2 separate regions of the Homo sapiens genome follow, and region 1 is linked to region 2. A link is a contact called in ENCODE Hi-C or POLR2A ChIA-PET data. All regions are on one chromosome and are shown on one strand. The core of a region is the stretch at or near the end of the contact, and the rest is flanking DNA. Distances in the headings are between cores, read along the strand shown. Region 1 overlaps PREPL (prolyl endopeptidase like). Region 2 has its middle 49 kb from the start of LRPPRC.

Region 1 (5,087 bases), core at 1,472-3,971, 280 kb after region 2:
CAACATAGCAAAATAATTGTTTGCCCTAAATCCTGGGCAGATGATTTGGCTACAGCCTGAAATATATTCCTCTGAGCAGTGTGCTGTGGGTAGTAGTCTGTTTGGCCATGTTCCCTGCTTCTAGGGGGTCTCCTACCTTCACCTGTGTCCTTAGCATGCTCCGCGATGGCTTCCTTGAGTTTCTCAGTATAACTTACAATTCCTTTCAGAGGTACCCGTTCATCGTTTTCATATGCCGTTATGTGAATTGAAGGATAATGCTGAAAGAAAATACATGCACGAAGAGTTTACATTATTTCTTATGGTCCCTTGCCACTATAGAGACTATGAAAAATAATTACCTCCAATTTTTCCCTGTAAGTGCTCTATGCTTTTTCTCACTTGCTATCTTGAGAGCGCCTCAGTATTACAGTAGTAGACTACTTGTTATCTGGAATAGCCTTTTCTTGACTAAAGGACCTTAGCTAATTTAGTAATTAAGGCATGATAAGTCTATTCCCCTGAGGTATTAAACATGGAGCATGAGCAGAGATGGTGCTGAAGATATTTGGGCATCATAAGTAGAAACATCTCTAAAGCTCCTATTTTTGCTTCAGCTTGGATAAGTTTTTTTTTTATTATCTTCTGTGTAAATTCAGGATAATCTAACACAATTGTCTTTCACTACCTGAGGTTTAATATTTTGATAGGGACAGTAACGTTTTATGTAGTTCTTGTGTTTTTCATCAGATGAAGGATTCCCCCATTCTTCTAATTCTTCTAATGTCAGAGGAAGTGTAGTGTCCATCATGGTGTTGAGAACATCCAAGAAAGGTGCCTAAAAAAAAGGCAAAGAAACTTATACTTCAAGTAAGAGGTTGGTAAGTGAGTTTCAGAAAAACATTCTATTTTATGAATATACATACTAATATGAGAGAAAATAACTCAAGCCATGTAGATTCCTAGGAGCTAGAATACTCAGTCCTTAACCAGGGCCTGTAATTTATAACCTACTTTTAAAGTCTTCAGATTCCTTAAATGACATATAACAAGAAATGGTTTATCTTCTAATTTCACAATATTTATTTTTAGCTTAGTACCTTTTATTCATTTATATTTTTTCTTATATAAAAGCAATAAATGCTACTGTCTCATACCAATTAGGACAGTTAGTTATTATATTAAAACAACAACAACAACAACAAGTATTGGCAGTAATGTGGAGAAACCGGAATCCTGATACACTGGTGGTTGGAATGTAAAATGGGGGAGCTGCTTTGGAAAACAGTATGGTGGTTCATCAAAGAGTTAAGCTTAAGATTACCATATGATCCAGCAATTCCACTCCTGGCATATAATCCCCAAAACTGAAAGCAGGGTCTTAAAGAGATCTGCATACCTATGTTCACAGCAGCATATTCACAACAGCCAAAAGGTGGAAGCAACTCAAGTGTCCATTAACCAAAGAACGAATAAGCAAAATGTGGTATACACATGCAATATTACATGGAATATTATTCAGCCTTAAAAATGAATAAAATTCTGATCCACGCTACAATATGGATGAACCTCAAGGATATAATCTAAGTGAAATAAGCCAGTCACAAAAAATTTTGTATGACTCCACCTATGTGAGGTGTTTGAGTAGTCAAATTCACAGAGACAGAGGCTGTGGGAAGAAGCAAATGGAGAGCTGTTTAATCGGTACAGGGTTTCAGTTTTGTTAAGATGAAAAACGAGTTCTGGAGATTGACTGCATAAGCCTATGAGTGCACTTACCACTACTGAACTATTCACTTAAAAATGGTTGAGATGGTAAATTTTATGGTATTTTACCATAATTAAAAATTTTTAAATGAAAAAAATACACAAGGAATAAAGTCTTTTTGACCAGTTGGACATTTTATATTAAAAGCAAAAAACGCTAAGTAAAGAAACTCTGCAAAATACCCAAGGTGAAAGAAGAGAAAACAACCCATTGGCTTATAATTAGTGTTACAAAATTTAATAAAACGAAGGCTGGGTCGCACATGGTGGCTCATGCCTGTAATCCCAGCACATTGGGAGGCTGAGGTGGGCAAATCACTTGAGCCCAGGAGTTTGAAACTAGCCTGGGTAGCATGGTAAAACCACATCTCTACAAAACAACAACAAACCACAAAAATTAGCAGGGCATGGTGGCACATGCCTGTAGTCCCAGATACTCAGGAGGCTGAGGTGGGAGGATCACCTGAGCCCCAGAGGTCGAGGCTGTAGTGAGCTGTGTTCGTGTGCCATTGCATTCCAGCCTGGGTGAAAGAGCAAAACTCTGACTCAAAAAACAAAACAAAACAAAACAAAAAAACAAAAACCCCACAAAAACAACAAAACAAAAATGAAGGCTGTATTTTTCACTTAGCTTTATTTTCTTCTGTTAACATACTTTTTAGCTTTCCCTCATATTAACATTAACCAAGTATAGTGAGTCATCTGTAATTCTTTTTGGCTGCCTACCATATGAACTTTTTTGCATTTGAAAAACCTCCAACCTTATCAGCTAGAGCCTGCCTCTCACTGTGGAGATACTAAGTGCTAGACTTCTCTTTCCCATTTTTCCCTGCAGCTTGGGAGTAGCTGTGTGACCCATGTGTGACTTGGGTCTATCAACCAGACACATGTGCTTTACACTCTGCATGGAAAGTTAGTGATTCAAAGAAGCAGTGATCACAGATAATTTATTCTGGCAAAAGTGCCACAGCTATATCCAGCTCTAGAAGTTGCACTGGCAGTGTGAGGTGATTTGTGCTTGGCAGTGGCGGCAGTAATAGTTTCATTGGGCCAATTCTATGCCTTTGGCTCTGAAGCCTCTAACACTGGTCTGAAGACACCTACATTTTCCTAATGCCCTTTAATCCCTTTTCTGCTTAAATTAGGGTTGATTTTTGGTGCTTATAAGAAGAATTTGACTTATACATGTATAAAAGGTTGTCTCCTAGTCTTCACTATAATAAGCAACCTAGCATAAATATCCTTCTCATCATTTCCTTTTAAATTTCTAAAAGTCAAAATCTAGTTGCTTTGTCTTTAAACTGTAAATAATTCTGCCATTATCTTTGTGCATAGGCTATTCTCCACATTTTTCTGTTTTTAAAAAATAGACTTACAGGTGACTACTATTTAACACTTATTTACAAGCCCACAGTATAAACTCCCCAACCTCAAAATAAAAAATCCTGAAAATAATTTACTCTCTCCCATCTCAGTCATTATTTTTCAGAGTAACCTAGAAGTAGGAGAATGATAGCAGTGAAACCAACTGCTACAATGTAACTTCGTAATTTCTGACACTGGGAAAAGATAATCATTTTCAGAACAGGGTAAGATATTTCAATTAAAATACGGAAAAACTATGCCCAAACGACCATTAAGAATGGACTATCTAAAAATAAAGAGCCTATAAATCTAGGACTGAAATGTTGATGGGCAGTAGCCTGTCAAGGTGACCAGGAGCCAAAGGACTCAGTGCATTCCAGAGTCACAGCGTGCTTTGCCTGGCTTTCTCAACTGGGACTCATATATGCTTCAGTGCTTTTTCACCAATTCTAAATGTCCTTACAAATACAAATGAGCAATGGAAATAGCCATTAATATCTTTCAGTGGAAAGCCTTAAAGATAATAAAGAACACTGTATCAGAGAAGAATAACGGTTAATAGTTGGATTAAAATAACTTTAGAAGTTCTCCTCAAGCTATAATTCTGAGTTTAAAACTTAAAAGCTTTGTTATACTCCTATGCTATGGTAAAACTGTAACAGAAATGTTTTTCTTTCCTTTTTTTTTTTTTTTTTTGACAATGTCTCACTCTGTTGCCCAGGCTGGAGCACAGTGGTCCACTGCAGCCTCAACCTCTTAAGAGATCCTCTTACCAACAAGCCTGGGTAGGTTTTTTTTTTTTTTTAATTTCTTGCAGAGACAGGGTCTCGCCATGTTGCCCAGGCTGGTCTCGAGCTCCTGGTAAGCAATCTGCCCACCTCAGTTTCCCGAAGTGCTGGGATTACAGGCATGAGCCGCTGTGCCAGCCCAAAAACATTTTTCTTAGAGTAGCCTATGGCTTCACACCTCCCCCATTCTATAAACAGTAGAGACAGAGCGTACTCACCTCCAAAGTCACCGCTCTCACCAGCTCTGGATTAGAATTACACAATGCTCCTGCAAGCACCCCTCCAGCACTGAAAGCAGTCAGGGTTGTTAGACTTGGCTGAGAAAAGCCTTGGCCATGAAGCGTCTTAATGCAAGCCTCTAAATCAGCAAGGCCATTGAGTTTTTTAGTTAGGCGGCCATCAGCGTGCCACTGGAGGCCTAACTCACCACCACCTCTGAAATTGAAGGGCAAAAAAGTTTTAGTGGAAAAAAAAAGTTAATACTGTAGGCTGGGGTCAGCGAACTACACCTGGAGGCCTGTTTTTTGTGTGGCCCTGGAGCTAAGACTGGTTTTTGCTTTTTAAAGGTTGAGTGAAAACAAGGAATGTGCAACAGAAACTGTACGCGGCCTGCAAAGCTTAAAATGTGACTATGTAGCTCTTTAGAGAAAAAGGTTTGCCAACTCCTGATATAGACAATCCAGAATTGATTCAACGAATATATTTTGAGTGCCTGCCCATTTATCAGGGATTAAGTACAGACCTTAAAAGTAGAAACAAACGAAAATCCCCTACCGTGGAGAAGACAGTAATTTTGTGGGGTAAGAAAACAACGACTTACCCAGCAATGTGGTGTCATTGCTACAATACAAGTGTATTTAAGGTATTACAGGAGCAGAGGAAAGAACATCCATCTGCCAGGTGAGGGGTATATACACGAGTCAGGAACACAAATGCTTTTAAGGAGATGATGCCTAAACTGAGTTGTGAAGGAAAAATTTGAGTTTCCAGAGGGCAAAGAAAAGGCATTAAGACACAGATACGACACAGCATGTATAAGGGCAAGGAGGTGACAGAGCATGTCATTTAAAAGACATGACTTTGGGGGCTGGACACAGTGCCTCAAGCCTGTCATCTCAGCATTTTGGTAGGCTGAGGTGAGCAGGTCACTTGAGGTCAGGAGTTTGAGACCAGACTGGCCAACATGGT
Region 2 (4,737 bases), core at 651-3,150:
ACTTTCTAGGGTGGCATTACTGTGAGACATATAATATTAATATCTTTTTTTTCACTTTTAATACTAATAGGATTGATCAATGGGTTTAGGTAGCATCATCCCATAAAGTTCTCCATTAACCTTTCACCTGATGATTTTAGCATTTGTTGATTGTGACCTAAGTCCATTATGTCATTTCAAGTCTTAGTGATTTAAAAAAATTTTTTTCAGGCCAGGCACGGTGGCTCATGCCTGTAAATCCAGCACTTTGGGAGGCTGAGGCAGGCGGATCACGAGGTCAAGAGATCGAGACCATCCTGGCCAACATGGTGAAATCCCATCTCTACTAAAAATACAAAAATTAGCTGGGTGTGTTGGCACGCGCCTATAGTCCCAGCTACTCGGGAGGCTGAGGCAGGAGAATCACTTGAACTCAGGAGGCAGAGGTTGCAGTGAGCCAAGATCGTGCCACTGCACTCCAGCCTGGCGACAGAGTGAGACTCTGCCTCAAAAAAAAAAAATTTTTTTTCTTCCTTCTGCATATATTATCTGGTATTCTTCGAGCTCTAGAATTTTGCTAATCAAAGGGAATAGTGGAGTTGCCAGGCTCTCAAGGCCAAATGAGGGCCCTGTTTTCTTGGCCTCTTTCCATGTTAAAAAGATTAATCCACCCTCCCCAAAGTGGCCACACCTAAATCCTAGTCTCTAACCGAAGGCAACTCTTTGTGCTCAGATAAGGTGGAAGTCAGCAAGGATCCTAGTAGAGGGGTCTACCCTTTGCTCCAGGAAAAAAGGGGCTCTAGGAGTAGCAGCAAGGCCTTCCCAGGACACAGGGAACTCAAGGCTGCTCAGGAACTGAGGCCTGATCTCCAGAGATCATCATTAGTTTGGGGAGGGCTCCCTTTGTCCACCCCCTTACCCTACCCCGGTCAGGCTCATTCTGGGGCCCTGGATTTCTGCTCTTCTCCAGGGAAGCAGCAGCATTCAGCCACTCACACCAGAAACAAATATCTGGGACTGTGGCTTTGACTTTCTGGTGCTTTTCCCTGTATCCTCAGATGAGCTCCACGTCCTTTGCCACCCTTGGCTTGGGCACTGGGCTGCATACCTCCTGCAGTTGCCCTTCTTTGAGGAGCAGGGACAGAGCTGATCTCCTGTTCCATGTCCCTCCATTAGCCCTTTCCTAGATCTAAGTCTTCCCCAAAAAGCCCTGGGACAAACAGTCCCAAAGGCAGGGCCCAATTGCTGGATTAAATGCTTAACTCCGAAGGTCCAGGATATATTTTATTTATATATATCTCGATTATTAACTCTATCCCAGGCTCCATCCCCGGCTCAGTGTGGATAACTCTCCCCTCAGCAGCCGAATAAATCAGACCATTCTTCCTCTCCTGTAGAAGTTAGGTCTGCATGGAAAAGATAGCACTTACACTCATTTCTAAGAGGAAGATGTACTTTAAGTTCTGTATGAAAACATTGAGTTCCATGGTATACACTGTTGGCATGAAAACAATGAGACTTTTAATTGCTCCCGAAACTCTAATATATATATTAGAGTTAATAATTAATATATAATATAATAGATATTATTATATGTAATATATATATATATATATATATATATATATATATATATATATAAATACTTGAAAATAGTCACCTGCCTTTAGACAGTTGTAAGCCACAGGGGAAACTCTTTGAATTCCCACCAATAACCATTTGGCTTAGAACGACTTTCAGCTGTTTCTAAAAATCAAATTCACCCTGAAACGAGGGTGGTTTGCTCTCACCTCACGATGGTGGGGAGAAGGTGGGCAGCAGTTAAATATGCCGTGGGGCTGAATGTGACCAACACGACAGTGCAGGGAAAGCTCCTTTGTCCCTGCGCGGCCCAGACTGGGACGCTAGATGGCAGGCTCACCTTCTAGATGGAAGCTTCCGGCTCCTTCTAGAGGGAAGCAGCCAGCCCTGGCAGCCCGGCCTCTGCTGGCAGTAGCCACACACTCCTGAGCAGTTCCCAGGGGCCTCCAGTGGGCTCCCCAGGGAGGGTGTGACCGATCCTCAGTGGAAGGCCCCAGAAGTGTCTGATGTGAGAACAGGGAACGCCTGCCTGTCTCCTGCAGCTGCAGTGGGATCAGGGTTAGGGCCCACTTGATCCCAAACCTCATGGTTTGTGGCTATGGTGACTCCACTGGGCTGCCAGCCACACCCTCCTCCCACCTGCCTGTCCCCGTATGGGGGTGAGAAATGTCTCCAGCTTTCTTGGGCTGGCCCAAGGTTCGAGGTCTTTCAGGATGTCTGAAACTTGAGGTTACGCTTTATGCAACCTATTATCAAATAGAGGGTCTGGTGGGGTGTGGTGGCTCATGCCTGTAATCCCAGCACTCTGGGAGGCCGAGGCGGGCAGATCACCTGAGGTCAGGAGTTCTAGACCAGCCTGGCCAACATGGCGTAACCCTGTCTCTAGTAAAAATACCAAAAAAAAAAAATAGAAAAAAAAATAGCGGGGTGTAGTGGTGCGCACCTGTAGTCCCAGCTACTCGGGAGGCTGAGGCAGGAGAATCACTTGAACCTGGGAGGCGGAGGTTGCAGTGAGCCAAGATCATGCCACTGCACTCCAGCCTGGATGACAGAGCGAGACTGTCTCAAAAAAAAAAAACAAAAAAAACAAAAAAAAAAAAAACAGAGGGTTCTACTCTGGGTGTGGGCACTGCTGAGTGCCAGGAAACACTGCTAAGTGCCAGGAAAGAAATGTACAAGCCTGGGCTGACCACTGGGCTTGGGGTCTGTGTTTTCATTAATGTTCACGCCTCAGAGCATTCTTCACCCTTCTTCTTTTGGCTGCCCCTGCCCTCCTCCCATCCTACCCAGGGTTTACCAATAAGTACAAGTTCTCTAAAGGGCAAGAACCTTCAAGGACTTGCTTCTGGATTCCTGTGCCTGCTGCGTGGTGAGGCTCAGTGAATGTCTGCTAAATGAGTGATTGATTGAATAAATTAATGTTGGGATCCAGAAATCATCTGGCTTAGCCTCCTCCTTTTAGAAAGGGTATCAACTAATTGGAAATGTATTATGTTTTCTAGGATGCCTGCTTTCATCTTTACCCTCCTTCCCCTCTCCCATTTGAGATCCCACTCCCAGGGTCTCCATTTGGGAGTGCCTGAACCTTTCTTACATCTAGCTGAAATCCCACACACTGCAATTTGAGACTGATCTTTTTTGCTCTGACTTCAGTGTAAGTCGATGATGGAATTGGGGAATAATATTGTTATGGGCTGAACTCTGTCCCCTATAAATTTTCTACTGGGAAATTTGAGGTACTCCCAGTATCTCAGAATGTGATGGTATTTGGAGACAGGGCCTTTAGTTAAAGTGGGGCCATTAGAAGGTGGCCTAATCCAGTCTGACTGATGTCCTTGTAAGAGGAAATTTGGACTAAAAGATACCACAGAATCACACACAGAGGAAAGACCAAGTGAGGAGACAGCAATCGGGTCAACATTTGCAAGCCACGAGTGGAGGTCTCGGAAGAAACCAAACCTGCTGACACCTCAACGTTGGACTTCCAGCCTCCAGAACTGTGAGCAAATAAGTATCTGTTGCTTAAGCATTCCCCCTCCCCCAAGACTGTAGTATGTTGTTAGGGCAGTCCTAGCAAACTAAGACAAATATGACAGCTACATGATTATGCATGATACCTGATTATGATAGAAAGATACATGATTATAATAGAATATAATAAAAATGCTATGATACAGAATACTTTGCCCCTTTGTCGGCATGTCCAGCATCTATAGAACTATTATCCAGCTGATGTGATGGTAACTGAGGTTTCCACCCCCACCTCTGGCTGCTGGCTCTTGCCAGACAGGCAGAGAGGAGGGAGAAAGACCCCTTAAGAAAGGAGAGATGTTCATAGCTTTAGTCAGCGTGGGCTGCCTGCCTGTCTAGGTTTTTTTTTTTTTTTAGAAAACCAGGCTCAAATGTGATGAAAAATAGGTTGGTACAGCTCCCAGGAGAGGGGGTTACCTAGTAGGACAAAAGCCAAGCTCCCCGAAGAGGTCAGCACAGCCTCAGTGGCCCAAAGGTTGACACATCAAGATATATTAGGTTTGTGGAGAGAGAAAGGAGCAAAAGAGGCAGCTTGTTGGAGATTAGATTAGACCAGAGAAGACTGTGTAAAGGCTACACAACGGGGGGACTGAGGAGATGGGACGAAAAGAGGGAGGGCACAGGGCTGGCTGAGGAAACGACAAAGAGAAGCTGAAACTTTGAAGCAAAATCAGCCCAGTGAACACAGAGCACCTTGGGGTCAGAGATGAGCCAGGGGAAAGCTGTGAAAATCAAGGCAATGTCTCTCTCCTACCTGGGTCACATTTAAGTGGTAGGATTTGGTCTTTTGAGAACTGACTAAAAGTAATTGACTCTCTTTAAAGTGGAAATTCTTTTTTTTTTTTTTTTTTGAGACAGAGTCTCACTCTGTTGCCCAGACTGGAGTGTAAAGGTGCAATCTCAGCTCACTGCAACCTCCGCCTCCCGGATTCAAGCGATTCTCCTGCCTCAGCCTCCCAAGTATCTGGGATTACAGGCACCCACCACCATGCCCAGCTAATTTTTGTATTTTTTTTTAGTAGAGACAGAGTTTCACCATGTTGGTCAGGCTGGTCTTGAATTCCTGACCTCAGTTAATCTACCCACCTCGGCCTCCCAAAGTGCTGGGATTACAGGCATGAGCCACCGTACCTGGCCTAAGGTGGA

Evidence for each region. Hi-C counts contacts between places; a loop is a spot of excess contacts on that map. ChIA-PET counts read pairs that join two places held with the same protein, here RNA polymerase II (POLR2A).
Region 1: a loop to region 2 is called in a map of DLD1, with 4 times the contacts of the local background. The contact joins two enhancer-like sites. A Hi-C loop is called at or near these places in 1 of 168 maps with a recorded cell type or tissue (DLD1). POLR2A ChIA-PET finds 5 or more read pairs at or near these places in 2 of 52 experiments (RWPE1 and activated CD4-positive, alpha-beta T cell).

Annotation. Positions count from the first base shown.
Region 1 is chr2:44,322,595-44,327,681 of GRCh38, forward strand. It overlaps PREPL (prolyl endopeptidase like), which reads right to left. Exons shown (of 14, transcript NM_001171613.2): 10 at 4,118-4,334; 11 at 668-817; 12 at 137-260. Among named protein-coding and RNA genes, the nearest start is that of PREPL, 36 kb to the right of the region's middle. Within about 2 kb of position 2,722, at least 4 of the 41 ENCODE cell types and tissues checked have a DNase peak (open chromatin) inside an H3K27ac peak, as active enhancers do.
Region 2 is chr2:44,042,476-44,047,212 of GRCh38, forward strand. No RefSeq gene overlaps it. Among named protein-coding and RNA genes, the nearest start is that of LRPPRC, 49 kb to the left of the region's middle. RefSeq lists an enhancer at 1,779-1,828. Within about 2 kb of position 1,901, at least 4 of the 41 ENCODE cell types and tissues checked have a DNase peak (open chromatin) inside an H3K27ac peak, as active enhancers do.